Regions from separate parts of the Homo sapiens genome. Here region 2 is linked to region 1. Evidence: chromatin loops called from intact Hi-C (ENCODE). Cell type or tissue: PC-3. All regions are shown on one strand. Links, peaks and the distances in the headings refer to the core of each region. The heading gives the core; the rest is flanking DNA.

Evidence for each region. Hi-C counts contacts between places; a loop is a spot of excess contacts. Peaks named below come from ENCODE experiments on the same cell type or tissue, not always from the same donor. Only the 100,000 strongest peaks of a DNase experiment are listed, where the experiment ranks them.
Region 2: a loop joins it to region 1, with 7 times the contacts of the local background. A loop is called at or near these places in 17 of 110 quality-filtered maps.

What each region holds. Positions count from the first base shown.
Region 1 is chr10:34,661,707-34,670,352 of GRCh38, forward strand. The region is part of intron 2 of PARD3 (par-3 family cell polarity regulator); the gene reads right to left. It also overlaps the pseudogene RPL37P18. Among named protein-coding and RNA genes, the nearest start is that of PARD3, 150 kb to the right of the region's middle. In PC-3, for the core only: a CTCF peak has its summit at 4,755 (motif pointing right); DNase peaks (open chromatin) are centred at 4,795 and 5,215; H3K4me3 peaks cover 488 bases; H3K27ac peaks cover 1,600 bases.
Region 2 is chr10:34,983,267-34,990,750 of GRCh38, forward strand. No RefSeq gene overlaps it. Among named protein-coding and RNA genes, the nearest start is that of LINC02635, 14 kb to the left of the region's middle. In PC-3, for the core only: a CTCF peak has its summit at 2,780; a DNase peak (open chromatin) is centred at 2,765.

The DNA of each region.
Region 1 (8,646 bases), core at 3,372-5,871:
ATTCAATGGTCTATAATTAAAGAATCACAAAGATCAGAATTGTTATCAAATGTTGGGCAAAACAGCTGTCAAAGGAGGGACCGCCCAGACAGTAAATGAGATAAGAGGCTCTGACTTTGAGACAAGCCCTTCAGTGTGGAAGGTGGGGCATTTTATCCAATCAATGTTAGATAAAGGTTCCCAATCATGGAGTAGTGCAGCAGTCCAAGAAAGAGGCAGATTTCTACCTTGAAAGCCCCACTGGAAAGAAGGTCCTGCAGCCAGATCCTGCATGTAAGCACCCTGGGGAGATGGTTAAATTCTGCTCCTTTGACCTGCAGGCCTAACCGTGAAGGCTACTACTGGGCAGGGAGCTACTTAAGACAACTGCTCGGCTGACATCTCGGAGTGCCTAAAATGAACTTCTGGCCCTTTCATCAGTATTCCTCATTCTCAAAATGTTCCCTTTCCCCAACATCACCCATCATCAGAAAAATGCAAATCAAAACTACAATGAGATATCATCTCACCACAGTTAAAATGGCTTTTACCCAAAAGACAGGTAATAACAAAGGCTGGCAAGGATGTGGAGAAAAAGAAAACCTCATACACTGTTGGTAGGAATGTAAATTAGTACAACCACAATAGAAAACCATTTGGAGGTTCCTTAAAAACTAAAAATAGAGCTATCACATGATCCAGCAATCACACTGCTGGGTATATAACCTAAAGAAAGGAAATCAGTACATCAAAGAGGTATCTGCACTCCTATGTTCATTGCAGCACTATTCACAATAGCCAAGATTTGGAAGCAAACTAAGTTTCCATCAACAGATGAATGAATAAAGAAAATCTGGTACATACACACAATGGAGTACTATTCAGCCATAAAAAAGAATGAGATCAGCCAGGTGCGATGGCTCGCACCTGTAATCCCAGCACTTTGGGAGGCAGAGGTGAGAGGATCACTTGAACCAGGAGTTTGAGACCAGCCTGGCCAACATGGTGAAACCCCATCTCTACTAAAAATACAAAAATTAGCCCAGCGTGGTATTAGATGCCTGTAATTCCAGCTACTCGGGAGGCTGGGGCAAGAGAATCCCTTGAACCTGGGAGACCAATGTTGCAGTGAGGTGAGATAGTGCCACTGCACTCCAGCCTGGGTGACAGTGAGAAACTGTCTCAGAAAAAAAAAAAAAAAGAATCAAACTGAAGATCATCATCTTAAGTGAAACAAGCCAGGCACAGAAAGACAAACATTGCATGTTCTCACTCATTTGTGGGAGCTAAAAATTAAAACAACTGAAATCATGGAAATAGAGAGTAGATGATGGTTACCAGAGGCTGGGAAGGGTGTGGGGCTGGGAGCAGGGGAGTGGAGTTAATGAGTACAAAAATACAGTTAGAAAGAATGAATAAGAACTAATATTTCCTAGCAGAGCAGGGTGACTATAGGCAACAATAATTTCATTGTACATTTAAAATAACTAAAAGAGGCCAGGTGCAGAGGCTCATGCCTGTAATCCTAGCACTTTGGGAGGGCCAGGGCGGGTAGATTGCCTGAGCTCAGGAGTTCAAGACCAGCCCGGGCAACATGGCAAAGCCCCATCTCTACTAAAAATACAAAAAAAATAGCCAGGCGTAGTAGTGCATGCCTGTAATCTTAGCTACTCGGGAGGCTGAGGCAGGAGAATTGCTTGAACTCGGGAGGCGGAGATTGCAGTGAGAGGAGATCGCACCATTGCACTCCAGCCTGGGCAACAGAGCTTTGTAACACGAAGGATAAATGCTTGGGGTAGATATCCCACTTAATCTCATGTGGTTATTAGTCATCACATGCCTGTACCGAAATATTTCTTATGCCCCATAAATATACACACCTAATACGTATCCACAAAAATAAAAAATTTTTAAAAAAAGTTCCTTCTCTACTTCCAAGCATCTGATTTTAGACGAAGATGGAGCTGACAGGCCCACTGAACACAGTGGGGTGGCACCCTGTTTATGCTTCAGAGGTTCCAGAAGTGTCAAACATTTTAAAGAAGCTGTGTCATTCTTCTATTCATCCACAAAACTTTTCATTTCCCCCTCAGTTTTTGTTATTCCCAAAGAATTCTTTAAAAGAAAAAAAAAAACAGAACATGTATTCCATGACCAATCACTGAAATTCTGAAGATGAGGTGCAGTAGCTGGCCCTTGGGTCTGGGTGCTGTCCTTCACGGAGCCCAGGCCTGAATCTGTAGTGTACAATGTTTAGGCGCCTCATTCAACCAGCCCTGGTGTTGCTTCGTCTTTTCGCCTTGGCACTCCAGTTCTGCCTTCTCTTGGCTTAGCAGGTTGGGGCCTCAGGGCCGCAGCAGCACAGGGAGTGTGTCCAGCTGCGATGTTTCCCTAAGGATGACACTCCCTTCCTCATCTCGCTTCTGCCGCCGAGACCAAAGAGACCAGAGGTGGGAGTTCTTTTTAATATATTTGGTTATGTCACTGTCTGAATCAATAGCAAAGGCAATCGAAAACCTTTTTCTTTTTTCTTTTGAGACAGAGTCTCGAACTGTTGCCCAGGCTGGAGTGCAGTAGCGTGATCTCGGCTCACTGCAACCTCCACCTCCCAGGTTCAAGCGATTCTCCTGCCTCAGCCTACCAAGTAGCTGGGATTACAGGTGTGCACCCCCAGGCCCGGCTCATTTTTGTATTTTTAGTAGAGGTGGGGTTTCACCATGTTGGTCAGGCTGGTCTCAAAATCCTGACCTTGTGATCCGCCCACCTCAGCCTCCCAAAGTGCTGGGATTATAGGCGTAAGCCACTGCACCTGGCCTTTTTTGAGAAGGTGTCTCCCTGTGTTGCCCGGGCTGGAGTGCGGTGGTATCTCAGCTCACAGCAGCCTCTGCCTCCCGGGTTCCAGAGATTCTCCTGCCTCAGCCTCCTGGGTAGCTGGGATTACAGGCATGTGCCACCACACCCAGCTAATTTTTGTATTTTTAGTAGAGACAGGGTTTCACCATGTTGGCCAGGCTGGTCTCGAACTCCTGACCTTAGGTAATCTGCCCACTTTGGCCTCCCAAAGTGCTGAGATTACAGACCTGAGCCACCATGCCTGGCCCAGAAACCTTTTTCTTAGTCAAATTAGCAATTGCTACAGTCTGTCACTTCAGACAAGGCTGTGAAGAGGTGTGTGCCGGACAGGTCTTAGCATGTAGAATGTTGAATCCCCTTCTCTGATTCACTTCTCTTCTATGATGGCTTACAGAGAATTTGTAGACAGTACAGAACTGCTTCCTGGTGTGCATGTGTGTGGTGTGTGTGAAGAGAGAGGGAGAGACAGAGACAGGGAGGGAAAGAGAGGGGGAGAGGGAGGGGGATCCTACTGAATAGAGGCAATATAAGTAAAACCACAATTACAAAGTTTTTTTTAAAATAAAAAAAATCTGCCTAACTTTTCATGCCTAATACAATCAAAGTTATTAATAATTAAGATTTCCAGAACGTGTTTATTAAAATAGTAATTCAAATAAGCTAGGGGATAATCATACTAAAAAAGAAATTCTAAGGCTGGGCGCACCTCATGCCTGTAATCCCAGCACTTTGGGAGGCCGAGGCAGGTGGATCACCTGAGGTCGGGAGTTCGAGACCAGCCTGACCAACATGGAGAAGCCCTGTATCTGCTGAAAAAAACAAACAAAAAAAAATAGCCAGGCGTGGTGGCACATGCCTGTAATCCCAGCTCCTCAGGAGGCTGAGGTAGGAGAATCACTTGAACCTGGGAGGTAGAGGTTGCAGTGAGCTGAGATTGTGCCGTTGCACTCCAGCCTGGGCAACAAGAGCAAAACTACATCACAAAAAAATTTTAAAAATTTTTAAAAAAAAGAAATTCTGGGCCTGGCACGGTGCTCACACCTGTAATCCCAACACTTTGGGATGGCGAGGCAGGCGGATCACGAGGTCAGGGGTTCCAGACCAGCCTGGCCAATATGGTGAAACCCCACCTCTACTAAAAATACAGAAATTAGCCTGGCATGGTGGCACGTGCCTATAGTTCCAGCTACTCAGGAGGCTGAAGCAGAAGAATCACTTGAACCCAGGAGGCGGAGGTTGCAGTGAGCCAAGACGGCGCCACTGCACTCCAGCCTGGGCTTTTTGAGACTTCGTCTCAATTAAAGAACAGAACAGAACAGAACAGAACAGAACAGAACAGAACAGAACAGAACAGAACAGAACAGAACAAAAAGAAAAGAAAAGAAAAGATTAGATTCTAGGCCAGGCGTTCACACCTATAATTCTAGCACCACGGGAGGCCAAGGCAAGGGGCTTACTTGAAGCCAGGAGTTTGAGATCAGCTTGACAACCAAGTGAGACCCTGACTCTACCAAAAAAAAAATTAAATTAAATTAGCCAGGCATGGTGGCATATGCCTGTAGTCCCAGCTACTTGGAAGGCTGAAGGCTGATGCGGGAGGATGGCTGAGCCCAGGAAGCTGCAGTAAGCCAGGATTACACCAGTGCACTCTAGCCTGGATGACAGAGCAAGATCTTATCAAAAAAAAAAAAGCCAATTCTCAAAGAAAAATCCCCATTTAAGTATAGAAGGTATATTACTGAACTCCGGCATGTACATATTCATACCATGCTGACTAATTACATGGCTGATCAAGCAGCCAGAAACTGATCCTGATTCCAATTACTATTGAGTTTCTTCATGATACAGAATAAAAATGTCTGAGAATCTCAAGTTCTCCATGCTCCTTGACAAAGCTTAGAAGTTAATTCAGTATTACCACTAGACTCTAGGTGGCACTCGAGGAATTGCTCAAGAAAACCCCGAGCACATTGCCAGATACTTAGGTCCACCCTTACTAACGTCCAGGAGTCCACAAAAGGATTCCTCATGTGTTGTACTTCTGCTTCTGGACTCCTTCGCCTCACCCTCAGCCCTCCAGGCAGGAAGAGAGGGACAGGGCAGGCACACCTAACATGGGATTGACAGTTCCAAAACCTGAAGCCTTCAGTTTTCAATCTGACCTTGTTTGGAGGACCTAATTTGGAAACCAGACCTTGATTTGCATACAGAACCTTCCACCTCACCTACCCCTCCCCCTAAAAAAAAAAAAAAAAAAAATATATATATATATATATATACACACACACACACACACACAAACATACATTTCAGACCTTTTAGAATATTTCAGATATATTCTAAACTTGGCTGGGCACAGTGAGTCATGCCTTGTAATCCCAGCACTTTGGGAGACCAGGGCGGGTGGATCACCTGAGGCCAGAAGTTTGGTATCAGCCTGGCCAACGTGGTGAAACCCTGTCTCTACTAGAAATACAAAAATTAGCCGACGTGGTGGCGCATGCCTATAATCCCAGCTACTCAGTAGGCTGAGACAGGAGAATCGCTTGAACACGGGAGGCGGAGGTTGCAGTGAGCTGAGATGACACCACTGCACTCCAGCCTGGCCAACATAGAACAGGTAGTGTATAACAAGATTATTGATACATAAGTTGAGAAATAGGTTAGAAAATCCAAGAACAAAATCCAAACATTAAAATGAACAAATCATCTGCAGCAAATCTAGATAGCTAGTAGGAGTGATCTTTCTGCTAAAGAAATGCCAATAGGTCAAAAATAAAAGTTTCATTTCTAAAGAAAGAACAGACCAAACCCCAAGTGTCATTCCACAAGGTTTCACAAAGCACATCTGTCAATGTCTAAAGCATCCCAGAGGCAGTGGTGGGGAGATCAATGGTGCCTTTCTCTGCAGTGGCATTTACCACGGTGTTACTGATAGTGCAGGAATTTAAGGCTACAAAATTGTCACCTATTCATCACTGAACCATAAAAACACAATGGGGAAAAAAGATATTTGATAGCCTTTGGCACTGAAAAATGCCTAATGATTTAAGATGATTTTGTTTCTAGCCATATTGGAAAAGTATTTGCTAGATGATTCTAAGCATTAAGGCATTCACATAGGGGTGATATCGGACAAACTCATCTTTCTAGTCCAGGCCAGTAAGACCAGCCCCAAAATTGACAGCCAGCTTGAATAGGCATGGCAAATTAAGCAGAATATAAATATCAGCCACTGAGGCTAATGTTTATTTTTAAATTCCACAAGAAACAAATAATATTGTGATGACATTATTAAGGATAACACATCATGCTAAGCTCCATTCTCCTCCGTGCAGCCTGAAGGAGAAACCATCTGCTGCTTTAATGTTCCAAAGTTACATAAAGGGGAATGAGAAGAAGGGATGTTCTTAAACTAGGGGAAGAGGAGGTGCAGTACACTAATGGTGCATGTCTCCTGCTCAGCCTTTAACTTCCTGCATGGAGTGAGGATGGATACGGATTGTCCTCAAGCGGCCTGAAATGGTCAAGGTGGAAAAATAAGCAAGACAGTAACTACCACGGGTTCGTAAATGCAAGAAAAAAACAGCTAAGCAACAAATAATTCCTCATCTGCAACAACTACAAATGAAAACCATCAAGACTCCAGGACTATGTGCCGAGACAAGCCTCTTTTCTGGCAAATGTCTTGACCTTATCAAAAAAGCTCAGTAAATTTCTTGGCCTTATCAAAAAAGTTCTGTGGTTACTAGCATAAAAATACCTTCCTCTGGAGAACCCTTCTCTTTTCATTATAGTATTGTCTATCATGAGATTTTGTGGGTGCTCTCTACCTGATATAACCTGCTCAGTGCAACTGAATCATAGTCACTGCATCATATCAAAGTTTTGAACTAGGAGTCAGTCATCTATCACAGTTCACATCCATGTGAGTAGCTTCAAGAGAGTTCAAAATCCAGGAAGAGCAGAGAGAGGAAGATGAAAAACAGACGTCTCTCCTCCTCCAAACCTGGCTCTATAGCATTATTCTGACTCCCACAATATATATATTCAAACACAGGAAGAAGAAAACACTCCAAAGCCTTTTATCTTCAAAGATATATCTTATGGTACATATTTAATTTTCATTGATAAGCAAAAGAAGAAAAACTTGGCCAGGCACAGTGGCTCATGCCTATAATCACAGTACTTTTGGATGCTGCAGTGGGAAGATCGCTTGAGCCCAGGAGTTCAAGACCAGGCTGGGCAACATAGCAAAACCCCGTCTCTACTAAAAATTTTTAAAAGTTTGATTTTTTTTTTTAAGAGAAACTTATTTGCATAATAGGACCTTCTCAAAGCAAAGATAGATTGGGTATTAATTCATTTCCATTCCATTCATTCATTCATTCAACAAATGTTTACTGAATGCTTATGAGCATTGTTCTAGGACATGGGGATACAGCAGTGAACAGAACAGATTAAAACAGGTGGGAATGTAAATTAGTACAAACTCTATGAAAAACAGCATGGAGATTTCCCAAAGAACTAAAATTACAACTACCATTTGATCCAGCAATCCCACTACTAGGTATCTACCCAAAGGAAAAGAAGTCATTATATCAAAAAGATACCTGCACTCATATATGTATCTCAGCACTAGTCACAATAGCAAAGATAGGGAATCAACCTAAGTGTCCAACAACAGATGACTAGATAAAAGAAAATGTGGTATACAGACACAATAGAATACTATTCAGCCATAAAAAAGAATGAAATCATGTCTTGCAGCAATATTGATGGAACTGGAGGCCATTATCCAAAGTGAAACAACTCAGAAAGTCAAATACCACACGTTCTCACTTATAAATGGGAGCTAAATAATGTATACACACGGACACAGAGTGTGGAATGATAGACGGTGGAGACTCAGGAGGATGGGAGGGGGTGAAGGATGGGAAAGTACTTAATGGGTACAGCAACATATTGAATGATGGTTAAAAGCCAAGAATTCACCACCACACAATATATCCATGTAACGAAACTGCACTTGTATTCCTTACGTTTACACAATTTTAAAAACATTAAAAAAAAACAGAAAAAATTACCTTACCTACTAACAAAATTATGCACCGTAAGAGAGAAGCAGGTGATAATTTGCTTGCAACAAATGAAAAGGAACTGGACCCTTCTCACAAAATACTGATTTTCACATAATTTAATGACTTGATGTTCTGAGTATCTGCATTAAAATGTGATTTAAAAAAAAATTTAAGGTATCTGACACCTCACATGGTCCTCTAACATAGGTACAAAAACATATTCCAAAAGGATGTATTTAAAATTTGGCTTTCAATCCTATGATAAAAGTAAAATTCTACTAGGAAGAATAAAAATATAGTACTCTTTGACAAAGCTACACCTATGTGTCTAAAAGATTTATAGTGAAAAGGTCATTCAAAGTTAGATAACCAGAAAATGGCTAACACGAACAAAGTCACAGGTTATGTTAGCAGGGCTGAGAGATTCTTTATTAGTAACCAGGTTAAAGACTTGTATATTGACTTTTTAATTTTGACCCCAAAGCAGGTGGCTTATCCGTGCTCTTATCACGTATAAAGACCATCTCTCTGGCCTGGGAATCTGAGCAGCATTTGGCGGCTAGCCTCCCAACTCCATGCACACGCACCTCTGTGCAGCTGCAGGTGCTTCCTCAGAACTTGAGAAGCCTCAAAACACAAGGGACGCCTTCACGAAAGCTGACACCAATACCAGCCAGCGCGTGCACACCGGCTCGCCAGGCCGCCGCTGGCTCTCAGGCAGGTGATCTGCACC
Region 2 (7,484 bases), core at 1,647-4,146, 320 kb after region 1:
AATCGCTTGAACCCGGAAGGTGGAGGTTGCAGTGAGCCAAGACTGCACCACTGCATTCCAGCCTGGGCGACAGGGCGAGGCTCTGTCTCAAAAAAAAAAAAGGATCAATGTCCATGCATTTAAGGATCTGTGTCTGTGCCCTCTATTCTGTTCTATTGCTGATTGTTAGACCATCATAGCATTGGCTTATTATTGTACAATTTTATAAGTCTTGATGCTTAGAAGAGTCTTTCCATCTTGCTTTACTTCAAAGAGGGATCTTCTTTTCTTTCTTTTTTTTTTTTTTTTGAGATGGAGTTTCACTCTTGTCACCCAGCAGGCGGGAGTGCAGTGGCAAGATCTCGGCTCACTGCAACCTCCGCCTCCCAAGTTCAAGCGATCCTTTTGCTTCAGCCTCCTGAGTAGCTGGGATTACGGATGCCCGCCACCACACCCAGCTAATTTTTTGTATTTTTAGTAGAGACAGGCTTTCAATATGTTGGCTGGGCTAGTCTCCAACTCCTGACCTCAGGTGATCCACCAGCCTTGGCCTCCCAAAATATTGTGATTACAGGCATGAACCACCATACCTAGCCCTCTTTTTTTTTTTTTTTTTTTCTTTATTGAGACAGGGTCTCACTCTGTCACCCAGGCTGGATCACAGTGTGCAACCATAGCTCATTGCACCCTTGAATTCTTGGGCTCAAGAATCCTCCTGCCTCAGCCTCCTGAGTAGCTAGGACTACAGGCATGTGCCACCATGCCCAGCTAACTTTAAAAAAATATTTTGGCCAGGTGCAGTGGCTCTGGCCTGTAATCCCAGCACTTTGGGAGGCTGAGGCAGGTGGATCACGAGGTCAGGAGATCAAGACCATCCTGGACAACATGGTGAAACCCCATCTCTACTAAAAATACAAAAATTAGCTGGGCGCAGCAGCACATGCCTATAGTCCCAGCTACTCGGGAGGCTGAGGCAGGAGAATTGCTTGAACCCGGGAGGCAGAGGCTGCAGTGATCTGAGATCATGCCACTGCCCTCCAGCCTGAGCGACAGAGTGAGACTCCATCTCAAAAAAAAAAAAAAATCAGATTGTCAAAAAAAATCTCTTAAGATAGAATAACACTGCATCTATACATCAATTTAGGGATACCTATATCTTTACAATAGTGAGTCTTTCAATTCATAAGCATGGTATATCTCTCTCCATTTATTTAGCTGTTTTTAGTTTCTTGAAAAGCTATTTTACAGTTCTCTATATAGGGATCTTACTCATGTTTTATAAGGTTAATTTTTAGGTACTTTGTATTTTTCATATCACTATAAGGGGTATCCTATTTCAAATCATTTAACCAGCATTTGTAACTAAACTTTTGTATACTGACTTTGTATTCAGCAACTTACTAATTTTAATAAGTTCTCTATAAATCTTAAAAGATTTTCTAAGTATATAATAGCATTGTATTCAAATAACAGTTGGTCTGTTCTTTGCAATTGTTGTGCCTCTGATTTCCTTTTCTTGATTTATGACACTGGCCAAGAAATGTTGAATAGCCATGGTGACAGCGGGTATCCTTATCTTGTTTCTGACATTAAAGAGAAAGCTTTCAACTCTTTGCCATTAAGTCTTTGGTATTCCCAGAGATTTACTAGGTCTGGCTGTGGATTTCTTTTTTATTTATCCTGTTTGGATTTGGGAATTTTCGGTCTTCTGAAAACTGTGGCTTTATGTCTTTTGTTAGTTTTGGAAAGTGTTCAGCTAAAACTCCTCAAATATTGCTTCTGCTCCCTTTTCTCCTTTATTTGTGGAACTCCAATTAAATCCATTTAGACCAGCACTAATACAACCTGCTGAATCTGTGTCCATGCTGGGGCTATTAAGCATTTGTGTTATATACTGGTATGTGACTATTAAGCATTTGAAATGTGGTTAGTGCAGTTGAGAAACTGAATTTTTACATTTTATTTAACTGCAATTAATTTAAATTTAAATAACCACATATGGCTAGTGGCTACCCTATTAAACAGTGCAGATTTAGAACCTTCCAACTCTGCCATAAATGTCTCTTGATCTCTCCTGTGTATGTTCTGTCCTTCCCATCTATCTTCCAGTGCCCTTATTCTCTCTTCAGTTGTGTCTAATCTACTGTTAAACACTTCTATTGTGTTCTGAATTTTATCTATTTTATTTTTCACTTCTAAAATTTCTTCTAATTTCTTGTGCTGGTTATCAATGTATTGCCTCTTGCCTCCAAATTCTTCCTTTTAGGCCAGGCATTGTAGCTCACGCGAGTAATCCAGCACTTGAGAGGCCAATGCAGGCAGATCACCTGAGCTCAGGAGTTCGAGACCAGCCTGGCTAACATGGTGAAACCCCGTCTTTACTAAAAATACAAAAATTAACTGGACATGGTGGTGGGCACCTGTAGTTCCAGCTACTTGTGAGGCTGAGGCAGGAGAATCACCTGAACCCAGGAGGCAGAGGTTGCAGTGAGCCGAGATCGTGCCATTGCACTCCAGCCTGGGCAAGAAGAGTGAAACTCCATCTCAAAAACAAAACAAAACAAACTCACCCCTTTCGATACTCTGTGAAAGTGGATCTTGTCCTTTAAGTATTTTTTTCCCATGCTAGCAGACACCAAGGCTTTCTAAGTACAGAATGATGGACAGACACTGCAGGTGAAGGTCCCAGTGTACAGGGCTGGGCAGGCTCTTGCAGAGTGCATAGCTTTTCTCGTGCAGGCTTCTGCAGTGAGTGCAGCTTCCTCAGCACCCAGCTCCAGCAATGGACCCAGTACTCCCTCCCCTGGCACTTTTGTAGTAGAGCATCTCATCTCTAGTGATGTCCTTTCCTGTGGACAGCTTTCCCCAGCACCCTAAAGGGCAGTGTATTAGTCTGTTTTCACACTGCTGATAAAGACATACTTGAGACCGGGCAATTTACAAAAGAAAGAGATTTAATGGACTTACAGTTCCATGTGGCTGGGGAGGCCTTACAATAACGGCAGAAGGCAAAAGGCACGTCTCACGTGGCGGCAGACAATAGAAGAGGGCTTATGCAGGGGAACTCCTCTTTTTAAAACCATCATATCTCGTAAGACTTATTCACTGTCACAAGAACACCATGGGAAAAGACCTGCCTCCATGATTCCATTACCTCCCACTGGGTCCCTCCCACAACATGTGGGAATTCAAGATGAGATTTGGGTGGGGACACAGCCAAATCATATCAGGCAGATTTCCAGCAGTTCCACCAGTGCAGCAGCTCAGCAACTTCTCTGCCTTCCAGTGAGCCAGAGCTGTCCATGGCCTCTCAACAGGGTCAGAATCTGAGCCCTGGGCGTGGGCTAAGGTGCTCAATCTCAGCCCTGGAGTTAGCGACTGCTCTTCAAATCTGCCAGCTCTATATTTTTTTTAGAGGCATTTACTTCATACTAGTCAATCCCTTGCTACTCTAATGATTTGGTTTTTTTGTTGTTGTTTTTTTTTTGGAGATGGAGTTTCGATCTTGTTATCTAGGCTGCAGTGCAGTGGCACAATCTCGGCTCACTGCAACCTCCACCTCCTGGGTTCAAACAATTCTCCTGCCTCAGACTCCCGAGTAGCTGGGATTACAGGTGCCCACCACCACGCCCTGCTAATTTTTTGTATTTTTAGTAAAGACGGGGTTTCACCACGTTGGCCAGGCTAGCCAGGCTGGTCTTGAACTCCTGACCTCAGGTGATCCACCCACCTCAGCCTCCCAAAGTGCTGGGATTACAGACGTGAGCCACTGCACCCAGCTCTAATCCTTTTCTAATCCTTTGTTATAGTAATTTTTTTTTTCTTTAGACAAGGTCTCTCTCTGTCACCCAGGCTTGAGTGCAGTGGTATGATCATGGCTCACTACAGCCTTGACCGGGCTCAATCAATCCACTCACCTCAGCCTCCTGAGTAGCTGGGATGACAGCCATACATCACCTGACCTGGCTAATTTTTGTATTTTTTTGTGGAGATGAGGAGTTGCCATGTTTCTCAGGGTGGTCACAAACTCCTCAGCTCAAGCGCTCCTCCTGCATTGGCCTTCCAAAGTGCTGGAATTACAGGTGTGAGCCACCGTGCCTGGCCAATAATTATTTATATTAAGTATCCCTGTTTAAATTACAATGTGTTTTCTCTCTTGTATTTGGACCTAGGCAGATATAATATTTTTTTTCAAATATGCAATGTCACTTTTTTCTTCCCCCTGAAACAGGGTCTCACTCTGTCCCCCAGGCTGGAGTGCAGTTATAGCTCACTGCAGCCTCAAATTTCTGGGTTCAAGTGAGCCTCCCACCTTAGCCTCTCAAAATGCTGGGATAACAGGAGTGAGTCACTATGCTCAGCTAATTTTAAAAACATTTTTTGACCTGGCGTGGTGGCTCGTGCCTGTAATCCGAGCACTTTGGGAGGCCGAGGCGGGCAGATTACTTAAGGTCAGGAGTTCGAGACCAGTCTGGTCGACATGGTGAAACCCCATCACTACTAAAAATACAAAAATTAGCCAGGCATGGTGGTGTGACCCTGTAATCCCAGCTACTTGGGGTACTGAGACACAAGAATTGATTGAACCTGGAAGGTGAAGGTTGCAGTGAGCCAAGATCACGCCATTGCATTCCAGCCTGAATGATGAGACTCTGTCTCAAAAAAAAAAAAAAAAAAAAAAAAAAAAAAACAATTTCTGCAGAGACAGAGTCTCACTATGTTGCTGAGGCTGGCCTTGAACACCTGGGTTGAAGTGATTCTCCTGTTTTAGCCTCCAAAATTGCTGGGATTATAGGCCTGAGCCACTGTGCCCAGCCCAGTGTAACTTTTTATAGTTATAGTTCCTTCCTGAAAATGTTGGTTTCCAGCTCCATGACATAATAGGCATAGTGAGTTTACAGTTTGTAACTAGTAGTTGCACTATCAGGAGTAGCTGTGAGTCTGTCCCTACTGTCTGCTGATACTGATTCTCATTATTTGGTCTTGTTTCCTCAAGCAGTAAATTGGATCTGATTTTGTGTTGGTCATTACAGTTTTTTTTTGTTTGTTTGTTTGTTTTTTTTTGAGACAGAGCTTTGCTCTGTAGCCCAGGCTGGAGTGTAGTGGCGTGATCTCGGCTCACTGAAACCTCCATCTCCCGGGTCCCAGCTCAAGCGATTCTCCTGCCTCAGCCTCCTGAGTAGCTGGGATTACAGGCACGTACCACCATGCCCAGCGAATTTTTGTATTTTAGTAGAAACAGGGTTTTACAATGTTGGCCAGGCTGGTCTCCAACTCCTGGCCTCAAGTGATCCACCCACCTCAGCCTCGCAAAGTGCTGGGATTACAGGCATGAGCCACCACACCTGGCTAATTCTCTATTTAATCCTATCTAGACAGCGAGTTACTTGAGGGCAAGTAACTCTTTGTATCCGTGGTGTCTATCATGGTGCCTTGCACCTAGGAGACATCCAATAACTGCTATGTGAATGAAGGAATGGTTAAGAAAGGATTTATTCTGATTTCTTAAATTTTGACATTTCCTCCAAAAAGGTGATCTTATCTTTGGGAGCAAGAGTTCAATCTGTTTTTCAAGGACTGAATCTTAAGGATTGAACCTACAGAGCCTGCTCAGGCTTGCCGTAGATGCTTTTCTTCTGCTTTCTCATAGAGCTAATCTCTGCTTCACAGAGAGCTTTTCTTTCCAGGTATTCATGTTTCAACAAGTCAGGAAGCAAATGATTTGACGTTAATTTGGTGTCAAAAAGAAGTCAGCCCAGGATCCCAAAAATAGGTTTTAAAAAATCAATGCATGGAGATCAATTTACTTTAAAATACTGTAACTTTCTTTAAGATACTTTGGCAAGGATAATGTGATGTATGTAGGCATGCCTGCATATGTGTGTGTGTGTATGTTCATTTAAGATACACTTCAGGGAAGTCAATGTCTTTAATCAGGAACTTGCTCTTCAAGAGTGGTCAGCTAACATTTCACCTTAAGGCTGCACAGCAGAGTCAGCTACCACAAAGGCTTCACTGTACATACGTTGATCAATAGGAGTGGGGTTTTAGCAGCAAAATGAATGTCATAAATCGGTTTCATTTGTAAAATTAGTGGCTTGCTAAACAGTATGATGAATGTCAGAAATGGGCTCCTTTCCTACAAAGAAAACACCAAGCCCAGTTAGTTTCACAGGCAAGTCAACTTTTTTGAAAAATGTCATTCTAATTTTATAGATTTTCCTAGAGAGTAGAGAAAAAAAGATTACTTCCCAACTCATTTCATGAGGCCCATATAAATTCCATTAAAATAATTAGTATCCTTTAAAATCAGGAAGAAGACCAAGATCACCATGTCTATTCCATATATTTCGGCCAATACAAGGAAAACAAATTCAAGTCAAAGGCCTGAAAGGGAGGAAATAAAACTGTAATTATTTTGTGATTGTATGAATCCTCTCCTAGAAGACTGAATATATAAAGGAGAGAGTTTAGCAAGATGATAAACAGAAGATCCACATATAATATGCGACAATGCATTCTATTCACCAGCAACAGTATTACTTCTTTACTATTTATTTCATTTATTTTACACTGGCATTTCCTCTCTTTAATGTTGTTTTTTGTTTTTTTGTTTTTTTGCTGATGTGATCACATCCTCCTTTATTTTACCTTTCCTACTTGTTATTTTGGTGAGTGGCCAGCAAGTTGCTTTCCAGCTGGAAAGATGGATGGTGAGGGACCACTTAGTGATGCTGAGGAACTGACCCTGACTCCCGCTCTCACTCCAAAGATGTGGCCTTCCTGGCTCTAAAATTGACTCAAGAAATGCAGACCCCCAAAATTAGATTTTAAATGTTCTCACCACAAAGATCTGGGCATGGTGGCTCATGCCTGTAATCCCAGCACTTTGGGAGGCCAAGGCAGGCAGATCACTTGAGGTCAGGAGTTCAAGACCAGCCTGGGTAATATAATGAAACCCTGTCTCTACTAAAAATACAAAAATTAGCCGGGTGTGGTGGCACATGCCTGTAATCCCAGCTACTCGGGAAGCTGAGGTGGAAGGATCGCTTGAACCTGGGAGGCAGAGGTTGCAGTGAGTCTACATAGCGCCACTGCACTCCAGCCTGGGCGGAGAGCGAGATCTGTCTCAGAAAAAAAAACGTTCTCACCACAAAGGAATGACAGTATGTGAGGTGATAGATATGTTCATTAGCTTGATTTAATCAGTCCACATCATCAACATGTATCAAATCACATTGTACTCCACGAATACATACAATTATTACTTGTCAATTAAAATTAAAATTAGGGGCCCAGCATGGTGGCTCACACCTGTAATCCCAGCACTTTGGGAGGCTGAGGTGGGCAGATCACGAGGTCAGGAGATCAAGACCCTCCTGGCTAACACGGTGAAACCCCGTCTCTACTAAAATACAAAAATTAGTCGGGCATGGAGGCGGGCACCTGTAGTCCCAGCTACTCAGGAGGCTAAGGCAGGAGAATCACTTGAACCCGGGAGGCGG